Regions from separate parts of the Homo sapiens genome. Here region 1 is linked to region 2. Evidence: read pairs that join two places in POLR2A ChIA-PET (ENCODE). Cell type or tissue: GM12878. All regions are shown on one strand. Links, peaks and the distances in the headings refer to the core of each region. The heading gives the core; the rest is flanking DNA.

Region 1 (10,168 bases), core at 4,153-9,152, 100 kb after region 2:
TTAATAGGGGGAATCGGGTTAGAAGGAGACAGGACAAGGACACTGCTAAGGCAGAGTCCAGAAGATGTGGCAATGATATGTTCAAGACTACCAAAGAAAAGGGCCAAGTCAGTGAAGGGCATGAAGCCTCAATCTGGGGGCCCAGAGGACAGTGGTGGCCCTCACTGAAATGGGTGTGTCAGGAGAAGAACTGGTATAAGGATGAGTTTGTGTTTGAACAATTTGAAAATTAAGGAAAAGCAGCAGTCCATCTAGAGGAAAATGTCAAAGGCGCAGTTGGAAAATGTCAAAGGTGCAGTGAAGGCCATTGCCAAGGAGAGAGGTGCAAGCTGGAGATACATATGATAAATGCTGTAAGACTGAGGTCTGAAATGCCCTATCAACAGCTACTCATCCCAAATATGCAGAGAAGCTGTTGGATCAACATGCCCTATTTGGCATGTATTCTAACTGAATTTAGCAGCCCATGTTTTCTTCCATGATGTGTTATCTTTTCTTAACAGCTTTATTGAGACCTAATTCACATACCATACAATTCACTCACTTAAAGCATGCAATCTAATGACATTAGAATATTCAGATTTGTGCAACCATCACTATAATTTTAGAACATTTTCATCACCCCCAAAAGAAATTACATACTCTTCAATGGTCACCCCTGAACTCCCCACCCCACCCCCAGTCCTAGGCAATCATGAATCTACCTTCTGTCTCTACGGATTTGCCTATTCTGGACATTTCCTATGTATGGAATTATATAATATATGGTCCTTTATGGCTGGATTCCTTTTCTGAGCATGTTTTCAAGGTTCATTCATGTTATAGTATATTTCAGTAGTTTTTTTTTTACAACCAAGTAATTTTTCAATATATGGATGCACCATATTTTGCTTATCTACTCAACAGTTGATGGGCTTTGAGTTATTTCCACATTTTTGGCCATTACAAGTAACCCTGATAGGTAGTGATGTTGGACATATTTTCATGTGCTTACTGGCCATTTGTATATTTTCTTTTAAAAATTTTCTGTGACAAAACAATCTGTACAACAAACCCCCAAGACATTGAATTTACCTATCTAACAAACCCACACATGTACCCATGAGCCTAAAATAAAAATTTTTTTAAGAACTGTCTAGTCGGATCTTTGCCCATTTTAAACTGAGTTGTCTTTTTATTATGATGTGTTTCTAAAATGCAGAATTTTGTCTTTTCATTGTGCAAAGCAAAGGAAGCACATAGACATAAATTATCCATCAACAACCAGAAAATCAGAATTTTTTTCCTTCCCACACTGAAACATTTATACTTAGCTTAGTGTGTGTGTGTTTATGGGAATGGGTGATTTTTGTCCTTGTCAGTAAATGTTAGCACATCAAAACAATAATTGTTAAGGCTGCCAGAGTGGCAAACTATAGTTGTATTTAATTCTTTCTTCTCATGGTTAAAAGTTGGTGTTAACCTTTCAGCGTTGCTCTTTTACAAATCCTGGTGACAAATTCAAGGCCAAACCAAGGGTAATGCCTACATTAGCAAAAATTTGTCAGTCAGTGCAACATGTATGTATCTATTTTTAAGAGTAGGCTTGTTTTGCTGTGTTTTGCTGGCTATGTCCATAGTTGGTAATTAACATATGGATCCCCATCTCCGAAGACTTGTTCCAGGTTTTTCCAGGGATCTATCTGAGGTTTATTTTCAGCATGTGCTAAAAAAAGTCTGATTAGAAAACATATCACTCCCAATCTGCTTGTTCTCCTAGAGTCCCATTATTACCTGACCTGGGTGCTGCCTTCTTGCTGGACACACCTGCTGTAGTGGTTTGAATTGTGTTTTCCTGAAAGGAGATATGTTGGAGTCCAAACTCCCAGTACCTCAGAAAGGGACTTTCTTTGAAGATAAAGTATTTGTAGAGGTAATTAAGTTAAAATGAGGTCATTAGTGTGGGCTCTCATGTAATATGACTGACATCCTTATGAAAAGAGGAACTTGGAGACAGATATGCGAAGGGAAGACCATGTGAAGTCACAGAGAAGACAGAAGAAGGAGGGAGGCCTGGAACAGATTCTTCCTCACAGGCCCTGGGAAGGAACCAACCCTGCCAATACCTAGATTTCTGACTCGCAGCCTCCAGAACTGTGAGAGAATAAGTGTCTGTTGTTTAAGCCCCCGAGTTTGTGCTACTTTGCTACAGCAGCCTCAGGAAGCTAACACTCCTGGCCATGCCCTAGACCCACTGAGTGCCAGAGATGTGGTCGCCCTGGGAGGAGGGGGTGCCTTTCTCCCTGTGGAGCCACTCTCTGGGAGAAGTTACCAAAGCTGTACTGCCACGGAACCCAATAATGCACTGTACCTTTCAGTTACAGTTGCTCTTGGCATTTTTGTTCACAGCCATTTTCTGTTCTCAGGATGCAGACACAAGCCTGTGGGCACTGGGCCAGAATCCATCCCCCAATTCACCATCCCCCAATTCAGCACCACAAAGGATGACCCAGACTTTCTTACTGGGTCAGGCTTATCCTGACTCCATCTTCCCCACTCTCTGGACCCCTCATCTTCCAGTTAATCAATCCCCAAGTCATACTGCTCTTGCCTCTTACATGGCTTTTGAATCTGGCACCATCATAACTCAAGCCCCCATCATCTCTTGTCTGGATAACCACAATAGCCCCTAACTGGGTTTTCTGTCTCCAGGCTTGCACCCCCTCACCCTCCTCCTGAAACACTAAATTGCAGTGACTTACCTGGTACAAGTTCTATGAGGAGTGGGACTGTGTCTGATTTTGATCATGTATCCCTGGTACCCAGCACATAATAGATGCTCAGTTAATATTTAATGAAGGAAGGGATGAAGGAAGGAAAGGAATTTAGGCTCAGACAGGGTGCTGATATTTGTGTTGGAAAGGAGTTGCTTGGTTTATTTGTGGTTGTTGCTGCTTCTTAGTAACAAAGAGCACACTTGGTTCCATAAGTGTATGTGGCTAGCATGGAGGCAGAGAGGATGGACAAAGAGAAGCAGGAGAAAAGGAAGAAGGGAGGGAAGGATACCTGAATTCCAGTTATATGTCTGGCACTTACTTTAGCTGGGACTGCACATACCACTTAAGCCCTGGGATTCTTAGTTTCTGCATCCACTAAAATGGGAAGGATAATATCTATCCTTCATATTTCACTGAGTTGTTATATCACCCTAATAAGATAATTTCTATTAAATTACTTTGAAACTCCTAAACAATGTAAGGTGTTATTAATCAGTGGTTGTCTAGGTATGGGCTATTGGGCAAACAGGCAGTTACTCTCATAGAGAAACATAAATGAGAATCCAATGAATGTGAATTTCCATTCCGGATTATACACTTCACCGGAAGTTCATTAGCTCTGGTTACTTTCACAGCTTAATACATGTAATGTATGCACCAACACATGTAGGATGAACCACATGAAACTGATCATATTCATTCAACCGCAGCAATTTTAAGTTTATGTGTCCATATAACCATAGCATTGTTAAGCATCATTATTGAGCCCAGACATTTTTTCATTCTGGAGTCCATGGCTTCTGGGTCCATGAACCTTCTCATGAATATTTGCCTATATGTTATTTTTATGAAAACTGGCTCATAGCTTTTACCTAATTGTTTAAAGTGTTCATAATCCAAAAAAAGCCAGGAGCAACTGGTCCAGCCCTCCTTCTTACTGCTTCTAGAAACTCTTCCTATAATAATTCTGACACCCCATGCCAGGGAGGTCACTAATTTCTGAGACAGTCCTTTCCATTGATGTATAGGTCTACTTGTTCCAAAATTCTTCCCTCTTTGGAGCCAAAAGAGCAAACACAGCACACTCCATCTCTCCACACAGCAAACCATCTCCTTCCTGCAATTTTCTCTGTTTTTCCCCGAAGCACAGAGAATAAGTCAGAAATAGTATCCTCTTGTCCACAGAATGTTCCTTGATATTATGCACAAGCCTGGGCCTCCTCCTTTCTGAGTCAAATATCTCTAATTTCCTCCACCATTCCCCCTGTGATCTGTCTCCAAAATTTTCAACTCCCAGGTTGTCCCCCGCAAAGCAACTTCTCATTGGTCAGTGTTACTGTGAAGTGTGGGTTTACATTCCCTGACATAAACTACAAGGCTTCTTGCCTGACTTTTTCGTTGATCTCAGTTGAGTATATATATATATACACATACACACACATACACACTCTCTCTATATATATGGTATTTTATATATATACCATATATATGGTATATATAGAGAGAGAGAGTGTGTGTGTGTGTATATATATATGCACACTATATATATGGTGTGTGTATATATATATATATGGTATATATATATATAGTGTGTGTGTATGTATATATATATGGTGCTAAAGGCTATCAAGTAAATTTCTTAAAAACTGCTCAAATAAGGTCAAATGCATTTTCAAATGGAATGATACAGCTTTCTACACACAGGGCTCACCCAGATCCAAGCCAGAAAAGAGGCATGCAGTGTTACGTGCCTAGCTTTTAGCTACCCTGGATTCTCCTATGTGTCAAAATCACATCACACACATACCAATGTCGTCTGTCTACATTATCCCAAAGTGCAAAAGTCCTGTTTAGATTTTTGACCTTCCCATTATGACAGTAAAGTGGATGCATCCCCAAAATCTCACAAATCACCATTAAAGAACTTACTTACATAACCAAATACCACCTGCTCCCCCAAAACCTATGGAAATAAAACATTTTTTAAATGTGGTATATGTATACCATGAAATACTACTCAGCCATAAAAAAGAATGAAATCATGTTTTTGTAGCACCTTGGATGGAACTGAGGCCATTATCCTAGGTGAAGTAACTCAGAAATGGAAAACCAAATTTCTGGATGTTCTCATTTATAAGTGGAAGCTATGCTATGGGGTATGTAAAGGCAGACAGAGTGGTATAATGGACATTGGAGACTCAGAAGGGAGAAAGTTGGGAAAGGGGGAGGAATAGGAATCACCTAGTGGGTGCAATGTACAGTATTCCAGTGACAGATGCACTAAAAGCCCAGACTTCACTGCTACATAATTCATCTATGTAACCAAAACCACTTGTACCCCTAAAGCTATTGAAATAAAAATAAGTGAATGCAAATTAAAAAAAAATTAAAGTGGATGCATCTAACTTGAAACAAATGGTCTGTACACTCTATTTTCCCCCATCTGGGGAATGGGTACAAGCAAACTTTTTCCCCATTTCTTATAACTGTGGTAAAATATATATAACATAAAACTTGCCACCCTAACCTTTTTTTTTTTTTTTTTTTTTTGAGATGGAGTCTTGCTGCAAAGCACAGGCTAGAGTGCAATGGTGCGATCTCAGCTCACTGCAAACTCTGCCTCCTGCCTTCAAGCGATACTCCTGTCCCAGCCTCCCGAGTAGCTGGGACTACAGGTGTGTGCCACCATGCCCGGCTAATTTTTTGTATTTTTAGTAGAGAAGGGGTTTCACCATATTGGCCAGGCTGGTCTTGAACTCCTGACCTCAAGTGATCCTCCTGCCTTGGCCTCCCAAAGTGCTGGGATTACAGGCATGAGCCACCATGCCCGGCCTCACCTTAACCATTTTTAAGTATACAGTTCAGTAGTGCTAAGTATATTCACACTGTTGTGCAACCAATCTCCAGAACCCCCTATGTTTTTAAACAAGCATTAAATAACTACAACTATGTGAAGGAATATAAGACTTTCTAAATAGATCTCCTAAAATATCTTCTAAATGTTAAATAAAGATAAAGCAGCCACATGATTTACTCTTAAGCCTTCCTTTTAAAGATACAACCACGTTTGTGCTTAAAAAAGGGAAAAAAGAAAGAAAGCACATTTCCTGGAAAGGATAAAAATGAACTTTAGGTTAAAGACTCAACCTGTCTGTCTTAAGAATGTCCCTTCCAAAGGGCATGTCAAGTAATTATATGTACTCTTTTTCTCCCTGATTTTTGTAAGTGCTTCCAAAGCATATGAAAAAAAAAAAAAAATTGTACTTTGCCCATGCTGCCTCCATCCAATCAGCAGACATTACTGTTTTGTTTTGGTTTTTTAGTGTTTGAATGGTTTGGAGATCAGCATTGGTGTTTAGCAAAAAGTACAATTTCAAATTACATGCTGCTTCATGGTGCCAAAACACTGCACCCTCATCTTTGATGACGTCAACACAGCACAACCCTGAGAATGGTGGTTGTTAGTCATCCGATTTTGCAAAACTGGAAGACAAAATTGTAAACAATGTGTGCTTAGACAGGCCTTCTCAGAAAAAAGGAGTGTCTTAAATATGGTTTCAATTTTTTTAATCTCACAATATCTTTTAATCAACAATATGTATCTGAATCAATGTTACAAATAGATATTTGGCCAATAGGAGTTACAATGTGTCCATGGGCATCCTAAAAAAAATGATAAGCACATTTGCAAGTGTATGCCCTACTAACATTCTGGTCCTCACTGGCCCAGGTTTTTATTTATATACATATTTATTTTCATATAAGCATAAACACCATAAGCATGTATATGTATGAATATTAAAATTGCTTTAAATTTAGCATGATGCTTGGAGGAAAGAATCCAAAATAATCGCCCCCTGGCACTGGTCGAAAATTGCACTATTAATCAACAGCTCACCCATCAAAGACACAGAAATGCAGACAGAGACTGCAAATGGCCAAGCCAACGTATCACCATTGTTAGGAGAAAACAAAAACCAAATACTTAAACACAGATGGCTCCAGACCAAGTGTGAAGACAGTACATTGGCACGACAAGGGCTAAAGTGTTTTATAAAAGATAATTTAGGAGGTAGGGCTAGAGTCTATCTTGCTCAACAAATGAATCTGTACAGACCTTTGCCTTCAATCCCCAAAACAGATGAGTAACTTACATCATTAATCTCATTGTCTCTCCACACAATACTTTTAACAGTCAATCACAAAGTAGCCTGAGAGAAAGTTTCCCTGGATACTACCAAACACACAGGTTTGCAACAGATGTCTCCATGCAACTTTTAAAACAGATTCCATGTTAAGAAGTTAATATATCCTTATGTATTTACTAATCAATCCAGCTACATGTAGCCTGAAGCTGGAAAGTAAGAGGTATTAGCAAGGAAACCATTTAACTGCAAATAATGCATGGGAAAGCACCCGAAAGAATGTTATTTATAAATACAAAGACAAGCGCAATAGTACAAGCAATTGGAAAATCCCTACCTGGAAGCAACCCAAAGCAGTGCTTCTATCTGGAATATCTGGAATACATGGCACTAATAAATGTGAGCTCTTTTCTCATACCGACCACCCATCTAATCAATGAGCAGGATGCCTAGCCTTGGCAATCTCTTAGTTTTCCCATCTATAAAATGGGGATTAGAGATATGTGTTAATAAATGAAAGCTAACATTCTTCCAATGAATGACATTACAGAAAACACAAATATCACCACAAAATGTAGAAAAACATGTAATTTTATATTTAAAACTAGTTTATAGTCATGCTTTAAAGGCGATATGGTTGAATAGACATGTATTTGGACATAGATGGCTCTGCAGGGGATAAGGAGAGAGAGGGTCAGAGTGAAATGACTCATGAATTTGGGGATGCAGAGGCTCTCTGCAGCATGAAGTCACAAGAGGCTGACACCAAGGTCTCTCCTCCCCTCCACAAACAATTCTGTCTGTAGACTTCACAAGAAGGTGCGTGAGGAGTTTGGAAATTATTTTTTATTTTATACTTTTTGCATCCTTTAGTGAATGCACAGACTGGTGTATTATAAAAAACAGGTATATTAAAATAAAGCATTCTGATGTGCATTGAAAAACATTGATTCTTCTAATATTTTAAAAGGTGACAAATAAAAATGAATACCTTAAGTCTAGGAGGTTATAACTAACATCTTGACATGAGAAAATCTGGTCTAGGCAATAACACAAGTTTGTTAAAAGCTTGGAAGGAAGAAAATTCTGGGGGATCCAGATGTCTCAACTGGAGTAAAAATTTCCCTCCCCAAACAACTAAAGGCAAGTATCTGGGGCAAAAGAGTAAGCTGGCAAAATACTGTAACTGAAATGTGAGAATCCTGACCTTTTCCGAAACAGAGGGTTTCTACGAGGTTACATGTAAATCAAATCCTAAATTAAGATTTCTAGTGAAGCAGACCATTTAAAACACCCACGTTTGAAAGTTACACAAAACAGAGCCCATTTGTGGTGCAAAGAATTATTGTCTAAGTTATTCATTCTGTAAATTTTAATCTTTATCAGTTATATTTTCTTAAATATGTGTTGCAGGGTGCAGCATGCTTGTAACAACTGCTTGCTGCCCTTGAACTCTGAATGAACGCTTTACTGCAATCCCTTTCCTGAAATAGAATCATAGAATATTAGAGTAGAAGATTCCTTAGAGATCAGTTAGAACCGTGGTTCTCAACCTCTGCTACACATTGGAAACACTTGTGGAGCTTTTAAAATATACAGAGGCTCAGGCCTTCACCCCAAACCAATTAAATCAGAATGTCAGAGTGGAAGGGTATCAGTGTTTTTTAATAAGTTCCACAGGTGGTACTACTGGGCTGCCAGGATCATAAACCACTGATTTACCCTGTGTTGTCTGATACCATAGTCACCGACCACACGTGGATATTGAGCACTTGAAATGTGGCTAGTCCAAATTGAGATATGTTGTAGTTGTGAAATACACACTGGATTTCAAAGATTTAGTACCAAAAAAAAAAAAAGAGAGAGAAAGAGAGAATGTAAAGTAGTACATTAACATTTTTATATGGATTATATGTTTAAATGATAATATTTTGGATATATCAGGTTAAATCAAAGTGTTATTAAAATGACTTCACCTGTTTCTTTTTAACCTTTTTAATGTGGCTACTAAAACGTTTAAAATGAAATGTGCAGCTCACATTTGCAGCTCTCACTACCGGACAGTGCTGGGTGAGCCCGACATTCTCATCACAAATGAAGAAACTGAGGCAGAGAAGCACAATAAGCTCAAGGCAGCTCTCTGGGAATTGCGTCCCTCCTCCAGTCTCAGGCTGCTCATTGTTGCAGAGCCACGAATGGACAGAGCTTGTTATGCCATCAATCTAATTTCAACTCTTCTTCCCCCCTTTTGTTTTGCTAATTGTTTCTTCTAAGATTTGATATAAAAATCTATTTTCCTTATGGAAAAATATCTCTGCTCTGCTGTGTACACATTTGTGACTTGTTACTGCAGGATTATTCATCAAGGCAGAGTAGTTGAAATGGATGTTAAAGAATGAATCTAGGGAAACACTACCTGAAGGAAAATGCAGAGAATAGACAAAGAGAACATTTTGTCATGCTGTAGTTTAGAAAATGACCCTGGAGGCCCCCAGCGTTCTGACAGTCACCTTCGACACAGGATCATTCCCTGATATGATTTTAGAAGCTTGAGCCTATAATATTGTTTCTCCTCCTAGGAGTCAGTGTTTTTCTGCACAATGTTGTCATTGCAGTGAGGCAAATCAGACCCTTCATGATGGTGCACCACACCATAGCTAGATACCCTGGTGGAAACGGACTTTATCCCAATGCCTTCTACTGTCTGATGCATGAATTAATACCTGGCCAGTCAGAAGCCAACTTACTTAAAGGAGAAGATCTTGTTTTGATAAAGTGAAATGGTCCTACCAGATCTGGCAAATAGAGATTACATGTATTTCTTCTAATAGTCAGCTAATTCAAACAAAAACAAAAATTTTGTTGTTGTTGTTGTTGCATGTATTTTTCCCCCTTAGGAAGCCAACAGAGAGAGGACTGCATAAAACTGGCTGAAATGTGTTCTATTGGAGAAATCATGCCTGCAACACAGGAGCTCCTCAGTGTAATAAAAGAATAAAAAGAGACCTGAATTCTGATATAAAATCGCATGCAAACAGCTGGAGAGGAAACCTGTGGGTGAGGCCAAACAACACATGCAGTAGGTGCATTCAGGATTTCTATTTAGACATTGTTATTCCCCATCTTAAATACAGCACAGACTAAATATCATCTTAAATCAAATGTGTGGTGCTCTAGAGCCCTCTGTGTTGCATGCATGAATTTTTTTGGTTATGATTGGTCAAGTTTTGCCAGTCAAACCTCAAAGAACATACTTCCAGACTCAAT
Region 2 (10,168 bases), core at 2,813-7,812:
TAAGCAACAGACACCAGTTGTGCTCCAGGTCATAGCTTTAGAGTTGCTCCCACAGAAGAATCAGGAATCTGTTGCTGTTGCTTTTCCTCATGAATCACATTCTTCCACCTCCAAGTTTGTTGCCTCAGAAGGACTGGTGTGTCTCCTTGGTTATGAGGAATCATTGCAAAGTCAATTGATGTTCTACCCTCTCATGACCTCTCCAAGGTCCAGCCTTAAAGCAACAAGGTTAGGATATCCCGGAAGTTGTGGAAGCCACCAGAGAGATTCTGAGATAATGTTCAGAGTATGGCCAAAGAAGGGAAATAAATATCATATTCTTCTTTAAAAGTGAGAAACACACCTATTCTGCATTGGCAAGCCTTTTTTTTTTTTAACCTAAAACATTGGTTAAGGTAATAACAATTATAATCACGCTCTTTTTTTTTTTTTTTTTTTTTTTTGAGATGGAGTTTCGCTCTTGTTGCCCAGGCTGGAGTGCAATGGCGCGATCTCGGCTCACTGCAACCTCCACCTCCTGGGTTCAAGTGATTCTCCTGCCTCAGCCTCCCGAGTAGCTGGGATTACAGGCATGTGCCACCACACTTGGCTAATTTTGTGTTTTTAGTAGAGACAGGGTTTCTCCATGTTGGTCAGGCTGGTCTCCAACTCCCAACCTCAGCTGATCCTCCCGCCTCAGCCTCCCAAAGTGTTGGGATTACAGGCGTGAGCCACTGCACCCAGCACATACTCATTTGTATAGCACACTGAAGTTTACAAACTGCTTTCACATAATTGAGAATTGAAATATTAAGCATTCAGGATGTCACAGCATCTTCAAACACTATCCTTTCATCATGAAATATTCCCCTTGACAATTACAGAGCAATTAATGCCGACTCAGTGATAGCCTATGTCAGGAAGATCTGCTCACTTGCACACAGGTAGAAGCGATGGGCCCCAAGTTTCAAGAAATCTTTGGACTGTACATTCAAAGTGTCTTGAAGTGTCAGTACATCCCAAGAAAGTGTGGGTGCAGCAAATGTCAGCATAGCTCTGGCCTGAACTAAACAAAACATGCTTTCCATTTAGTAAGTATATTCTATGTGCAAGGCAATTTGCTGGACCCGCACATGTAATTGTGCCCAAACCTCACTATAACTTTGCAAGGTAGATAAACATGGCGGCTCAGAAAAAGTTAAATGACTTGGTAAGGCCACGTAGCCAGTAGGTATGGATAGCTCAAGCTCTTTCCATTACAGTGGTGCAAAGTAGGTTCCACAAGATCCTGGCTTCAAGAAAGGAATAATATGAAACAAACAATAAGTATATTTCACAAGAGAATTTTTTTGAGACAGGATCTCTCTCTGTCACGCAGGCTGGAGTGCAATGATGCAATCAAAGCTTACTGCAACCTCAAACTCCTGGGCTGAGACCCTCCTGTCTCAGCCTCCTGAATGGCTAGGAATACAGGCATGCACCACCATGCCTGGCTAATTTTTTAAAAACTTTTTTGTAGTGATGATGTCTCACCATATTGCCCAGGTTGGTCTTGAACACCTGTCCTCAAGTGATCCTCCTACATGAGCCTCTCACAGCACTGGGATTACAGGCAAGAACCACTGCACCTGGCTGTCAAGAGAATTTTTAGACCAGTGGTCTTCAAAGTGTGGTCCCAGACCAGCAGCATCAGCATCATCTGGGAACTTGCCACAGGCTGGACAGAGTGAATTGGTCCAGAATAGGGCTTCAGAATTTGTATTTGTAGCACAGTCCCAGGTCACATTGGTAATTCCAATGCAGCAAGTTTCTCAGGAGTACTGTTCCAAAGAAGGCATTTGGTAAGCACTGAGATAAAAGCAGTTGTATGGCACTGATCTTGGAATATTCAGCTTCAGTAACAACAAGAAAAGCAGGATGGGTTCTTACTGGGCAAAGAGTTGGTCTTTCAGCTTTTGCTTAGGAAGGAGTGATAGTCATGGTGGTTATGATAGACCCAAACTACTTCTTGGATGTTGGAAAAGCCTGCTAAGGCATGGCTCACTGCAACTAACCAGGTTTTCACTAAAGGGTGTATGTCATGTCTCAGCTCCAATTCCCTGATGAGTTGTCCTCCTCAGATACACAATGGAAAAGTCAAGGTTCTGCCACCCACCCTTGGTTTAATATTTCACTCTTCATAAGGGGTGTAGAGTATGTGTCCAGGTGTCCAGCACCTGCTGTCACAGGATTAATAAAAGATGGATGAATTAGATACCATGAGTACAGGATAGAGGACCTCCCTGGGTCTGTGACATTTCTGACAAAGAAAGAAAACAGGAATGAATGATTATACCATTCAGTGCCTGTGCTCCAAGCTGTTTGGGGCCTGTGCACAGACCCCTATCCCAGGAGGACAGGATCACCAGGCAGGCAGCACCTCTTTTGTGCACAGTCGGCCTTTCGGCTTCTCAGCGTGGCCAGTCCATGTGGCTGCACAGCCTGCTTTTTCCAGGCAGTTCGAGTTTGCCTAAACCATGGACTCTGCTTTGATGGTAAATCTTCCCAAAGCAAGGATTTATTTTTCTTTCCCAACAATGTTCTGTAGTAACCAAAACTCTGGTAACCCTAAACAGCCAGACACAGCAAGAAGCACGTCTTTCCAGGAAGTTACTTAAATGCCACCAAAGAAGGCAAAGTAAGATGGTATAAGCAGGATCCACAGTTTAGAGGCTAAGTAACTGATGAATAGGTGAATGTGTTCCAAAGATGATAACGTTTCACTTCAATTTGTCCCACGGGGACTTCTATTATATTGCTCTGAACATTTTTTTCTGACCTGGAAGTCAGCCTACCTAACATCTGCCAAACCTTCCTAAAAATAAATACTGGGCATACTGCATTGCCTAGGTTGTAAAGCAAAACTTTGGGGAAGCCCTTGGACTTTTGATTTATATAATAATCACCTGTAACAACAGAAAGATTATTTCCTGCTCAGTATGGATCATAGACACTAACCCACCTCTGAGTTTTGACTAAGGCTTTTGGAAGGTTTTAGTCTCTGGGCTCACTGCAGTGATGAAAGGGATTTCTGAGTCACAACCACCACCTAAAATCCAGGGAACATTATGAGTGTAGAGTATTTGCCTAATTTCCCATCCCAGATTTGGCGCTGAAATCTCAGCAGTCTCTGATTCTTGGATATACATCCAGTGAAGGGAAAGAGAATTAGAATTATCGAGAACCCCTGAATACAAGCTACAGTACTTTATATATGAGGTTTCATTTATCACCACATCATCCTGTGAGCTAAGTAATTATTATTGCCATTTTACAGATGAGAAGACTGAGGCTTAGAGTGTTAGGTTAGTTAACTAAGACCTGCCATTGATATCTACCACTCTCCCCATCATACACACACAGACACACACACATACACACACACTACTGGATTAGGAAATCTTTAGCTTATGTCTATTATATTTATGGTACAAAATATTTGTCACACCTTATTATAAGTGCCTGTGGTCTGAGTGGTACCTTACTGCATGCCAATGAGAAGACATACAAGTGTCCAACAGATACATTTTTTTTCAAAATGCTCACCATCACTAATCATCAGGGTAACGCAAATCAAAACCACAATGAGATATCATCTTACTTCAGTTAGGATGGCTATTATAAATAATAATAATAATAATAAATGCTGGTGAGGATGTGGAAGAAAGAGAATTCTTACACACTGTTGGTGGGAATGTAAGCTAGCATAGCCACTATGGAGGACAGAATGGAGATTTCTCAAAAAAACTAAATATATAATTACCATAGGATCCAGCAATCTCACTACTGAGTATTTATCCAAAGGAAATAAAACTAGTTTATCAAAGGGATACCTGCTCTTCCACATTTATTGCAGCACTATTCACAATAGCCAAGATATGGAATCAATCAAATATTCTATCAATAAATAAGTGCATAAAGAAAATGTGGTATATATACACAATGGAATACTACTGGGCCCTAAAAAAGAAATCCTGTCATTTACAGCAACATGGATGGAACTGAAGGTCGTTACGTTAAATGAAATAAGCCAGGCACAGAGAGATAAATATCATGTGTTCTCACTCACTTGTGATGCCTAAAATGTTTATCTCATGAAGGTAGAGAGTAGAATGATGGTTACCAGAAGCTGGGAAGGGTCGGGGGTGGGGTTCGGGGAATGAAGAGGGGTTGGTAATGGGCACAATCACACAGTTGGATAGAAGAAATAAGTTCTACTGTTTAATAGCACAGTATGGTAACTATAGTTAACAACAATATATTGTATATTTCAAAATAGTTGGAAGATTTGAAATGTTCTCCAAAGAAATGGTAAATGTTTAAGGTAATAGCCTAAATAACCCTACTTGATCACTACATATTCTATGCATGTATCAAAATAACACATCTATCACATAAGTGTGTACAAATATGATGTATCAATTAGAAAATTAAATAGATAAAAAGAAAAATTAAAACTCACAAAAACGGTTGAATGAATAGAAGCATTTCTAATTAAAATTCTTCTTGCTTTCAATTCAAGATTCTCTACACAGCATGGCTATTAACCAATAACTATGTTATTAGGTATTTTTATCCTCAATAATTCTAGCTCTTTCATGAATTGGCAAATTTTTCATTCTTTCTTTGAGACAGAGTCTCGCTCTGTCACCCGGGCTGGAGTGCAGTGACACGATCTCGGCTCACTGCAGCTCACTTCCAGGTTCAAGCAATTCTCCTGCCTCAGCCTCCTGATTAGGTGGGATTAGATGTGTGCCACCACATCTGCCGTGTGTGTGTGTGTGTGTGTGTGTGTGTGTGTGTGTGTGTGTGTTTAGTAGAGGCGAGGTTTCACCATGTTGGCCAGGCTAGTCTTGAACTTCTGACCTCAAGTGATCTGCCCATCTTTGACTCCCGAAATGCTGAGCTCACAGGCATGAGCCACTGCACCCAGCCAGCAAATTTCTTTAAAAGGAAGTGTATACTAAAGCTGTCTAAGAGACATCTTACTTCAGAGGTAGAAAGCACTTCAGTCTTCCTTGTCTCAGATAAACCAAGTGATGTAATCTTGTTCAGTGAGGACATTCATTCACTATTACATGTTCATTCATTCACTCATTCCAGTAATTCTTCACAGAGCTCCTTCCACGTGTAAGGCAATGGTGCTGAGAATGACAGGTGGAGACAGGCAGAGCCCTGTGATAACATGGCTCACAGTCCCAGGAGGCAGTTTCAGCAAATATCAAAACACAAGGTAGGAGGTGAGGTGTGCCATAAGCAGTGCTGAAAAAGCACTGCAGGAATTCAGGAAAGATCAAGATTGCATCAGGTGAGGGGAGATCAGAGAAGGCTTCATGGAGGTGGCAGCTGACATGAGCTTTCATGCGTGGATTAGATTCGGTCAAAGATGAGGGAAGAAGACCTTGCAAGAGGAAATAACTGCATGGGCAAGCACAGCAAGGTGGTGAAGCCACAGAGCAGTTTCAGGGAGGATGGCTTATTTCATTTTCCTGAGCAGAAAAGACATGAGAGACAAATGAGAAAGAAAACTGGAAAATTAAGTTGGGGTCAGAGCATGAAGAATACCCAGCTAAACTGAGTAGCCACCACCAATGCTGTTTCTACTGTACACACGATCCCAGAAGAGTTTAGGACCCATCAAAAAAGCCAAACTTTCCTTTATATCACTAGCAGTTCCTCTAATAGAATGTAGCCTTGGCTCCTGACCCAACTAGCACAGCACCTGGGACACATTAAGACCTCAATAAACGTTTTTCGATTGAATTGGGAGAACATAATGGGAGTATTCCCAGTGGTAGAAGCTGGGCATAGGTATAGGGAGGGTGTGTGGCAGTTTCCTTTAAGAGCCAACATTTAAACAAATTAATACATAGCACGGCTTATATACCAGTAATTAATCTTTATCCCACTGCCAAAACTCCTATGACACCCAAAAGTGATGGCATAGCAACTCCCTGAATCCCAAGGTTATGCCCTAAGAGACCCAGGGCAGTGCTCACCCAAGCGTGCTTTCCTCAAGGCAGTCATTCAAGCAGACATTGGTCTTTTAGAATCTAATATAGGTTCCAAATACCTCTTCACTCACCAAATGTTCATTTTACTCTAGGATGGTGGCAGTCTGTACAACCAGGCACAGAACAAAACACCTCACAGCGAGTGGATGTCTCTCACAGAACTCTGGAGATGAGAGGATTCCCATGCTTGGTTGGGAACTGGAATTACGCATCTTGGTGAGCAGAGCAGTCGTGGTGGGTTACATGCCTTTGGTGGCATTGAAAAGTGCATTACGAAGAAAGAGCAAGCTACCTTTCATTGCTAGGTTTCAGGGCCAGCCACGCTGTCTCTAGCCACATCTGCAGAATGTGGGCAAATCCAGAGCTAAGACGAAGCTCAACAGAAGCCTTACGAAGGACTTTTAAAAGACAAGGTATAGCCAGGCACGGTGGCCTCACACCTGTAATCCCAGCACTTTGGGAGGCTGAGGCAGGCGGATCACTTGAGGTCAGGAGTTCGAGACCAGCCTGGCCGACATGGTGACACCCCATCTCTACTAAAAATACAAAAAAATTAGCCGGGCATGGTGGCACATGCCTATAATCCCAGCTACTTGGGAGGCTGAGGCAAGAGGATTGCTTGAACCTGGGAGGCGGAGGTTGTGGTCAGCAGAGATTGTGCCATTGCACTCCAGGCTGGGCGACGGAGTGAGACTCCACCTCAGAAAAAAAAAAAAAAAAAAAAACAAAGAGCAGGATATAGTCAGTGCAGTCAAGATATTTTCATGTGTTTGTCAAGGTCAAGCATGGCTTGATGTTCTGCAAAAGCTTCCACCGGACATTTTTTCAAGTAAATTATATTAAAATGCATATGCACACAACGAAAGACAGGAAGAAGCATCTGAAGTAGCGGGAAACACACTAATTTCCCAGCAGACAGTCCTATATACTCAATCTGCAACTTACTAGCTTCATGACTTTCAGCAAATTATTTAAACTCTTAAGCTTTAACTTCTCATTGTGTAAAATGGGGGCAAAAACATCTATCTTCTAGGATTGCTATGATGAACGGGGATAATATAAACAAAACTTCTAGAACGGCACCTGACAAATAGTAGGAGCCCAAGGAATGATGGTGAATTTTATTATTACTAGTTTATAATCTCAATTTTAATAATGTGATGTTATATTTCCCCACTATGTCTAAATGTGTATAAAACAGGCTTTTCATTTATCTCTCTCTTGGAAAGTGTGAGTTGGAAAGACTAGAAGTCATATTAACATAACTCAACGTAATCCTATAGGATAAATTAATATCCTTTCCTAACACATTCTCCTGGCACACAAACTCTCTGTGCACTTAAAAACAGCCCTTCTGTATCTGGTCAGAGACACCGTATTGTGCAGAAGTACCATGGAAGTGGTTTGAAGAATGCCAAGTAAGATTGGCATATACATGACTTCCCTGTAGAAGGTTAGTAAGAGCTATTTGCTGTTTTAAAATCTATTAAATACAGGGATTGAAGCAGTAGAAGGGTTATAAATAAACAATAAATCATGCAATTATTACTGTTTGAATTTTGGCAAGATAATAAAAAGAGCAGGGGTATAATCAGGAAATAATAGAAAAGATCTGCAAGGCACCCCTGCAATTAGTGATAAACAGAGCTTGGCTCAGAGTCGGAGCTCCAATGTGGCTCTCATTAAAGAGCCTTGGGACCTGTTCTTGGGGCAGACCTCCGCGAGCCTGGGGAGAAGTGAGGTAACCAAAATGTCAGTGCACACCCTCTTCCAACTTCAGATAATCTTTTCCTACAGTATTATAACCACCTGGGCTGAAATGACTACCTTATGCCAAGTGAAGACCAATCCACGGCCTTCCGAAACTCTAATTGAGATGTTTCCTGTTCTCAGCTTTTTTACTCTTTCCTTTGTAATACCATAAACACACACACACACTTATACACACGTGCACAGGCACACTTGCATGCCCACACACACACATGCACTGTGCAATGGGTGCCTTGGCTCATTTTTGCCTCCCCCTTTTCTTTTGCCTTTATTAATGGTACCTCTTAAGGAGAGACTGCCCCCACACAAGTGATACCACTTAAACAGATAAATAGTCTACACTGGAGAGACCCAGAGCACAGGAGAAAAAAACCCTGTCTTATTAGACTGGAAACAGACACACTATATTAATGCAAAAAAATCAGCATATGGTTCTAATAGGCTTTCTTAAAATGATTTATCAGCTGTGATTAAGCCCTCAACCAGCCTGTCTATCTTCATAAATAAAGCAAAAGTGCACCTTGCTCTAAAATGTATCTGCAGTATCTTATTACCCAACCCTGTACACTGTGCTCCATTTACAACACGGCTCTGGGGAGCCAAGAATTTGTGTGCAATCACAAAGTGTGTGCTCTGAAGAGACTGCCAAGATTTAGAACTCTTATCTCAGAGATAGTCTTTCTAAAAATCCTTTACAATGAAGGTTTATCCCCTCTCTCTGTGCCACAGAGCTCGGCATTGCTGAAATATGAACAGGTAATTAAAAGGATATGCCTGATTTTACAGTCAGCCCAGTGACACAGAATCACCAAACAGCCGTTGGGAAGGGGATTTGGCCCTAGGAGCAAGTTACCTCTGCCAGGGAGTTGCAGGAAGTGGGGATCACTTCAGAAATCAGACTTGGTCTCTTCTTTTCCACGGATAGGAAAGGAGAATGCAAATATGAGTAATTCTTGTTTGGACCTCATGCCCCAACTGGCTAATATGTCAAATGGTCTCAGTGACAAATGTGAAAGGGAAGAGGCCTCCCAAAAGCCTGAGGCAGGAGGATGCGGAGACAACTACGAAGGAGGAAGTTGGCATAAGTGTGTGAGCATAGCAAGTTATAAACTGATGTTTAAAAACTGACCTGAGTCAGCTAGTTCATACTGAAGGAACACGGCTCTATTGAAGTAGTACCTACTTAGCCTTTGATGAAAAGCCAGTAATCCAGGCGGATGAGCTGAACCCATACCACGATGCAACTAAACAAAGTATTTTAGTGGATCAGTTCCTTTCAAGCCATTCCTAGCACACACCAAAGCACCATTCCTATTTTCCCTTCTAACACCAACTCATGTGCAAAAATCAGAGACACACATGTCCTTCTTTATGAGTTCTTGTCCATTTTCAGTTTGGTTTAATGCACATATGTGAGCTCTCAATGCTTTTTTATAACAACAAACCACTGTTACGTGATTTGGTTATGTTTGTTTGGCATCCTGAGATTTTGCCAAAAAGCAATCAAATTTAAGAAGAGCAAAATGTAAAATAGAAGAGAAAATAATGCTGGGAATATTCCGTCAGTGTTATTAACAGATGTTTTTCCTGCGAAATACACCAGTACATTGTATAAGTGCAGCACTGAGCAGTTGTGGTCTATGACTGTCGCATTCAATTAGAAGGACTACTTTAATGAGGTCAAAGTAGTGCCTCTCTCCCACCATCACAGACTGCACCCCTGGCCCTGGCCAGCTGTCTTACAATATGTGCCTCTGGTTGCAAGGAAGTCTATGGGAGGGCACGTGTGTTTAGATTTGTGCAAACCCATTACCACCAAGGGTAAATCAACTCTAAGTTCACCTCCAGCTTATGGGTAAATCAGTGACGCCATCTTCAAAATCAAAGGGCAGCAGGTAGTTATACTTTGATAGCAATTATCTGTTAAAGCTGGTGTTGGATTGAACATTATAAGCAATTTAGGTATAATCAGAATGTCTGCCAGAACTTCCCAGAAATTGGCATGAAATTGTTCCCAAAGTCTGAATTCCCAACTTTGCCTAAAACATATACACATGTATGTTGTAATACATGTGCCTAAAACATATACACATGTATTGTTGTAATACAAATAAAGAAAAAAATCTAGCAGAGATCTGGATCAAGGAATTATTTCCTTACTGCTGACATGCAGGAAAAAGACGCCTCTTCCAGGCAGCAATGTCACAACGGTGTAATTGTCTCTGTGAACGTGGAGTTTGGATTCCTGTTTCCTGCTCGCTTTTTGGACACTTCTTGTAGTCAACATCAGAAAGAATGTTCAAAGTGAGATGCTCTAGTGATGTATGAATCTAACAACCCCTACCTAGGAACCAGTTTTAATGTCA

What was found. Peaks named below come from ENCODE experiments on the same cell type or tissue, not always from the same donor. Only the 100,000 strongest peaks of a DNase experiment are listed, where the experiment ranks them.
Region 1: POLR2A ChIA-PET joins it to region 2 with 5 read pairs; 4 of 35 experiments call an interaction of 5 or more read pairs at or near these places.

Annotation. Positions count from the first base shown.
Region 1 is chr7:28,415,946-28,426,113 of GRCh38, reverse strand. The region is part of intron 1 of CREB5 (cAMP responsive element binding protein 5); the gene reads right to left. Among named protein-coding and RNA genes, the nearest start is that of CREB5, 8.5 kb to the right of the region's middle. In GM12878, for the core only: no CTCF peak of the experiment used is centred there; no DNase peak of the experiment used is centred there.
Region 2 is chr7:28,518,980-28,529,147 of GRCh38, reverse strand. The region is part of intron 4 of CREB5 (cAMP responsive element binding protein 5); the gene reads right to left. Among named protein-coding and RNA genes, the nearest start is that of CREB5, 110 kb to the right of the region's middle. RefSeq lists an enhancer at 5,175-5,224. In GM12878, for the core only: no CTCF peak of the experiment used is centred there; DNase peaks (open chromatin) are centred at 5,157 and 5,447; H3K27ac peaks cover 291 bases.